Regions from separate parts of the Homo sapiens genome. Here region 2 is linked to region 1. Evidence: chromatin contacts called from ENCODE Hi-C data. All regions are on one chromosome and are shown on one strand. The core of a region is the stretch at or near the end of the contact, and the rest is flanking DNA. Distances in the headings are between cores, read along the strand shown.

Region 1 (3,287 bases), core at 623-3,122:
TTTCTAGGTGATGGCACAGTATTAACGTATTCACTTTGGATTTGGTTTCCCTATTTTCCCCCCAACCTAACTCAAAGATAAGCATTTGGGGCATTCAAGGCCTACCATCTGCTCATTCGTTAAAAAACAAATGCTAAAATTTGTCCACTTGCAGCTTTGTTTGATCTGTCTCAAAATACATTGGCATTTCCCCTAATGTTGAACAGGCCCTTCCAGTATTTAGGCAAGATCGATGAACTCATTTGCAGAATGGTCCAGTTTCCACAAACAAGCTGTCACCAAAGCAAGAGGGTTCGTTTGCACTTTGCAATCCTGCTACTGTGTTTACCAAGGCATCTTTCCTCAGTACTACTGCAGGTCCAGCAGATGGGTTGCTAATGAAGAGAACGTGATTGTCTATTTGGAAAAATACAAGCTATTTATTGCAACTGATAAATCATGGCTTGACTCTTTGCCCAAACGGGAAGTCAGACAATGATGTTTCTCAAGTTTAAGAACAAGCTCCTGAGTCCAAGGACCAGCTTCAGAAGCTTTCAAGACAGTTTGCAGGCAAACTTTGACAACTAATGAAAGCTGTCTTTTACATTTTCTTTGTTTTCGTTTAAACACTCCTAGAACAGACGTGTACAAACTATGGCCCTGAGGCTAAATCCGGGCTGATGCAAGTTTTGTAAATAAAGTTTTATTGGCATACAGCCAAGCCCACTCATCTACACAATGTCTGCGGCTGCTACAACAGCAGAGCTGAGCAGTTGTGACAGAGACCCATCTGGACAACAAAGCCAAAAATATTTACTATCCAGCCTTTTATAGAAAAAGTTTGCTGAACCCTGTCCTAGAAAGAATGAAAGCAGTTCCTCTGAATTATCTCGTAAGTCCAACCAGACCAGTATGAGACAGAGCTGAGCTACCTGAGTGATCTAGGTCCAAGCACAGTTGACCAGTACAGGTCGGACTGCAGAGGTAACCTCAGCGTCAGCTCAGTTCATCCCTTTTGACTTGGCTGAAGGCACTACCCCAAGAACAGCAACCCTCTACACTACTTCAATTGTTAGGTAAATCCCTTTGACGGTAGATCTTTGAAGAATGCAGGAACTTATCTTCCTTGATTTTTCTTTAAACATCATGTGACAGTCAAAAAAAAAAAACCCCACCATTCTTCAAAGGGAATTGTAAAAGATGAAAAATGGTAGGAAGAAGGTTTATTTGGGGCCATCTGATGTGGTCCACTGGACATAAGTCACAAAAGTATCTCTACATTGGCAAAAACTCATGCTGGGTCCAACTGGCCATTTGACATCAGGGAGATGAAACCACTCTTTTTCTTCGCTTAGCCGCATACACGACATGGAAATTGGTTAGATGTTCATTTAGATCCAGACCAGGCCTAAAATCCTAGGACTGGCCTGACCATTTCCATTATTCATTCATGCACACATCCAAATCATATTTACTGAACACCTACTATGTGCCAGGTACTATGCTGGTGCTTTAGTTATGGAGGCCAATAACACAAACAGGAATCCTGCTACCAGGGAGCTTACAGACTAGTGGAGAAACCGAAAACAAGTTCAAACCAGGAATAAATAAGACATACTGCAAATTGTCACAAGTGCTCCATAAAACATAGCTGGAATGCTGAAGGGGGCAAGGTACATCCTGGCAGGCCAGGGAATGGCTCTCTGAGGAGGTGGCAAGTCCAAGGTCTGTGTGAAGGAATGAGGGCAAGCAAGCCCTGCAAGGCATTTGGGAGTGGGGGAGAAAAGCGCATTCTAGACACTCACTTAGGGAGAGCAGCAGGAGTCAGAAGACTCGGTGGAGGCTCCCTCGTGTGGTCACTGCAGGGAGGCAGCCTGCCCCGCATCACCAGCTTTGCAATGAAGTCCCTCTGGCTCTTGACTCGCCATGTGGCCTCAGGCAAATCAAGTCTCTGTGCCCCTAGCTTTTTCACGTGGACAGTGGGAAAACTCAAGAGACGGTGACTTTGGTCAGCCCAGCCCTGAGGCGGGAAAAACACGGCTTGTTCCAGGAACTGAAATGAGGTGATACAGGCAGAGAACAGCATAGGTTGGGGAGCTGCGCACCAGACAGGGTTGAAAAGGTGGGCAGGGCCAAGTCAGGCAGGGTTTTGCAAGTCATGGTAAGGCATCTGGATTTCATTTTAATTGCAACGGGAAGTCACTGAAGGGTTTTAAGCAGGAAAATATCTTGAGCATATTTGTAGTTTTAAAAGAAAGCTCTGTGTTGTAAAGAAAGGGGTAAGAGTGACCAGAGCAGAGGCAGAGAGAGCAGGATGCTGCTGCTGTCATGGACTGTGCTGGAGGCAAGGTAAAGCAGCTGAACCTGACCTCGAGTGCCAACTCGGACCAACTGGAAGTGGCCATCTATAACACTGTGCTGAGAACGTGCTGGAAGTTTAGACAGGGATCATTGGGGAAAAGTATCCTGTTTGATTAATGATGCCTGCCATGGGTGTGGAAGGGAGAATAGCAGTATGGTGTCAATATCTGTCCATCTCTCTACAGAGACCGAGAACATTTCAGTGCCTCTAACACTAATGTGTCTACAGCTCGGCTGGGGGCCTTGTTAAAGTGCAGACTCTGAGACGGTAAGGTCTGACATTCTCCTTTTCTTTTCCTGACAGGGTCTCAACTGTGTTGCCCAGTCTGGTCTTGAACTCCTGGGCTGAAGTGATCCTCCTACCTAAGTCTCTGGAAGTGCTGAGATTACAGGCGTGGGCCAGCCCAGCAACATCCTGCCTCTCTAACATGCTCCCAGGTGACGAGTCCACTACTGCTGGTCCAGAGACCTCACTTCGGTCTTTTTTTTTTTTTTTTTTTTTTTTTTTAAGACAGAGTCTCGCTCTGTTGCCCAGGCTGCAGTGCACTGGCTGGATCTCAGCTCACTGCAACCTCCACCACCTGGGTTTAAGCAATTCTCCTGTCTCAGCCTCCCGAGTAGCTGGGATTACAAGCACGAGCCACCATGCCTGGCTACTTTTTGTATTTATAGTAGAGACTGGGTTTCGCCATGTTGGCTAAGATGGTCTTGAACTCCTGATCTCAGGTGATCTGCCTGTCTCAGCCCGCCAAAGTGCTGGGATTACAGGCATGAGCCACCGCGCCCGGCCTCAGAGACCTCATTTTGAATAGCAAGAATCTAGAGAACTTACTTTCCCCCCATAGATTTGTGTAAGATAAGCTCCAGTTCCCAGGGCCTGACACAGAAAAAGAACACTCAGCAAATGTTGACAGAATTGAGTTGGTCATTTCTGTGTGCCTTTCAGC
Region 2 (3,756 bases), core at 1,042-3,541, 160 kb before region 1:
ACTCTGACACAGGCCCACCCTGCCACTTTGACTGGCAAGTCCTCAAACCTGGGAAGACACTAGAGGTTCTGCCAAAAAGAATGAAAAGTATCCACTATGTCCTGAATAAATGTTTATTTAAATAAAAAGGAAAGACAGAAGAGGGAGAGAAAAAGAAAATCAGCCAATTTGCCAAAGCCGTAGAAGAAAAATTACACCTCCTCCCATTGTGGTAAAAAAAATTACCACACCCCCAGGTAAGGCGGTGGTAAAGATGAACAGGGAACCCTTCTGTCATTGGAGCTACCCTCACTTCTAGTCCTGAGGGGTGTGCAAGCATGACACCACCACCACCCAGTATCATCAAAGGCTGCCCACTCCACAAAGCTCTTCCACAGCAGGTGGGCAGAGGTGTGCTTCCGATTTCATGGGCAAGGACAAGAGAGATCACTGTGAATAAACACAGAGGAAGTAAAGATATCAGGAGCCCAAGCCAAATCTCTTAGTCTACTCAGCAGCCTCTCACTCAGCCTCAGTGCCTTCAGGTGCTCGGGCTTTCTCCAGGTGGAGAAGCCACATGAGGTATTCTGATCAATAATCCCATCTGAAGTCCCAGTGGATAGCCAGCACCAACTACCAGATAAATGAGAGCACCATCTTGGATGTCCAGCTCAGTCAAGCCCTGGTCGACACCACATGACGTAAAAGAACCACCCAGCTGAGCCCAGTCGGCCCACAGAATCATGAGAGATAAAAAAATAGCCAAGTTTTTTTAAAAAGCCATTAAGTTTTGGGGTGGTTTCACATACAGAGACATATAATCCATAAAAGTAACTTGCCCAAGGTCCTTCAGGTAGTAAGTAGCATAGGTGGAATTCAAACACAGGTGGTCTGGCTCCAGAGCCTGCTCTTCTAACTGCTAAGCTATACTGCCTCCCACTACAAAGTATCCGTTCTTCGCATCTTGCCTCTGGGATGCCCAGAAGATCAAGTAACCCAAATTCATACTCAAGAGCCTTAGCTGGTAAACGGACCTCTGATGGGTGAAGAAAATCTGAAAGGACTCAATAGCTCCAGAGTAGACATATACAGATGCACAACTGGGTCTAAAACCTTGAGCCTCCTTAAAGCTTGGGGGTTTTCTGATTTTATTTTGCTGTTGCTGCTGCAGGAAGACTTAGGAGGCTTTGCCCCTAGGAAGTCCCAGGTCCTTTTCCATCTCTGGGAACACAGGTCAGCCTCCAGACTCTGAGCCAAGTACATAAGCTCTCAGGAACAGACAGAAATGCACATGTTTTGAGTTCTAATCCTGGGCTTCCTCTGATGATGTGAGAAGTCACTTGGCTTCCGTAAACCTTGGTTTCTTCCTTGCCTACCTCATGACAACCAGCCTCTGATTGCCCTATTAGAAAAAATCAACAAAGGTAAAGGGAGAGGCCAGCATGTGCTGAACAATTACTATGTGCCAAGGACTTCATGGTCTCACAGTTAATCTTCAAACAATCTGCGAAGCAAGTATTATTGTAAGCTACTGCTCCCTTCTCCTCTTCCTCAGCCTCTCTGTAAGGTTAGCTCTTCTCATCTAAGACTCAGCCAAAATATGAATTCCTAGGAGGCACCTTCCCAGACCACCAGAACTAAACAGTGTCTCCACTGTAACCCTCTACGGTTCACATTCTTCAGCTTGTAATGACTCCACGCTGGTTATCTGTGGATTGGAACCCTCCTTGTGAGCTCAGAGAGCTCTATATGTGCTTACCACACCCACCTGTTCACCATGACACACTGCAGCCTGGCCAAGAACCCAGCACATGTAGGCACGAACTAACACACTGAATGAATGAATGAATGAATGCATGCATGCATGCATGCATGAATGAATGAATCATAAGATATGCTATGTTTCCACCCTGAAATGCCAACAGATTTTTAGATTGCTTTGTAGCAAATTCAAAATCTTGATGCATGGGAAGGATAAGTTAGTTTGGAGACAAAAAAAGAACCAAAGAAAGAGAATCTTATTTCTTTCTTCTAATTACCAGGTTCTCAGATTCACTGCTCCAAAGAAAAGCAACAAGGAAGATCCTATGGAGGCAGCAAACCTTTGTTCCAATCATGAAATGGCAGCCATAATTTGTTTTCCAGAGTCACTTTCTCACTCATCCCTATTTTCAAATAGCCTGCCCTTATGCAATTAGCTCTCCCTTTTCACTGCCAAAAAATGACAACTGTTTTCCATCCCACCAATGCGCTTGCTTTCTCATCTCATCTTTTAATAAGGAACAGAATGTGAAATGGCATGGTTCTGTCTCTCAGCTTGGTTGGTCAAGCCAAGCAACAGGCTCAGGCCTGATGATCTGATCATAAAGTCAGCCTGGGCTATCCACGCCTTCAGGACAAAGCCCCCCAGTTCTGGAGCACTTTCAGGGTTCTCTGTTAGTTTTTTCATTTGCTTTACAAACATACCACTAGAGGCATCATATCTCTGTGGCTTTTGTTGTTGTTTTTGTTCTCTGTGGTTTTTAAAAACAGCTGAGGTCAAGGATTCTTTGCTAGGAGTAAAAACTTGGCAAATAAGAGCTTTAAAGAATTTTTATTTTATCCTCTGGGCAGCACTGAAACCTCACACAAACATAGACTATCACACTTCTGTGAATCAGTTTTTGACACATTTGTTTTTCCCAAAAGATAACAAGGGTGTAGAGGACAATATTCTCAGAGTCCAACGTGGTAGGCAGGCACATCTGATCGCTCAGTGAATGTTCCCACTGGATGGACAGACAGGCAGATGTAAAAATGGACAGATGGATGGATGAATGGCTGGAGCAGGGAAAGGGTGGGAGGCAAAGGGCATGGGGAAATGATCGAACTTACTACTTCACTAAGAATGGACATCTACTTTCTTTCCAAGAAATAAAGAGTGATGGACAACATAAGCACAGAGACAAGGATACAAAGACATTTGTTGCAATACCACTTAGGGTAATAAAAGCCTGGAAACAAGGAATGAAATGGTTATATAAAACACAGCACACTCATAGCCAGGCTGCGCAGCTATGAAAAGAACAGCAGGCATCTCCTCTAAAGAGGAGGAGATCTCTAAGATATAATGTCAAATGACAAAAGCTAGACACAAAACAAAGTGTCAGGTGAGCTACTATCCTCTTGAAGTATTAGCGTGTTGGGAGACACACGTGTCTATATGCATGAACCATTTCTATAAAGACACGTAAGAACCTGCTAGCCATGGGTGCCTTTGAGGGAAGGCACTGAGAAGCAAGCGTCAGAGGAGAGACGATGATCTATTCCTATCTGTAAAACTTTACACCTTGTAGATTTTTACCATGTACATGACTTGTTAACCTTTCAAAAAATCAACGTAACAATCACGCAATTTTAAATCGAAAGAAAGAAACTATCATGTCTATGGTGGAAAGAAAATCAGAACAGTGAATACCTCAGGGAGAGTGGAGTGGGAAACACCAGGAAATGGCATGAAGGGACATTCTGGGGCGATGGTAAAGTTCTATGTGCCTACTGAAGTATTTTGGGAGAAACATATACCGACATCTGCAATTTACTATGAAATGCATCCCAAAAAAGATAAAATGATGGACAGATGAATGAATGAATGGATGGATGGATGCACGCATAGATGGATGGATAAAAAAACAGATGATAAAGTACAGCAAAATGTTAATGGTAGACTCTAAGTGGTAGGTATACATGTGTTCACTGTAAAATTCTTTCATATAATTGCTTTTAAAATTTCAAGCA

The links. Hi-C counts contacts between places; a loop is a spot of excess contacts on that map. Pooled maps may share reads with other maps.
Region 2: a map of IMR-90 shows a loop between it and region 1 (3-fold over the local background). The contact joins two enhancer-like sites. A Hi-C loop is called at or near these places in 3 of 168 maps with a recorded cell type or tissue (IMR-90, PC-3 and endothelial cell of umbilical vein) and 6 of 50 pooled maps.

What each region holds. Positions count from the first base shown.
Region 1 is chr16:12,227,461-12,230,747 of GRCh38, reverse strand. All of the region lies in intron 14 of SNX29 (sorting nexin 29), which reads right to left. Among named protein-coding and RNA genes, the nearest start is that of SNX29-AS2, 140 kb to the left of the region's middle. Within about 2 kb of position 1,872, at least 3 of the 41 ENCODE cell types and tissues checked have a DNase peak (open chromatin) inside an H3K27ac peak, as active enhancers do.
Region 2 is chr16:12,391,491-12,395,246 of GRCh38, reverse strand. All of the region lies in intron 16 of SNX29 (sorting nexin 29), which reads right to left. Among named protein-coding and RNA genes, the nearest start is that of SNX29-AS2, 21 kb to the right of the region's middle. Within about 2 kb of position 2,291, at least 2 of the 41 ENCODE cell types and tissues checked have a DNase peak (open chromatin) inside an H3K27ac peak, as active enhancers do.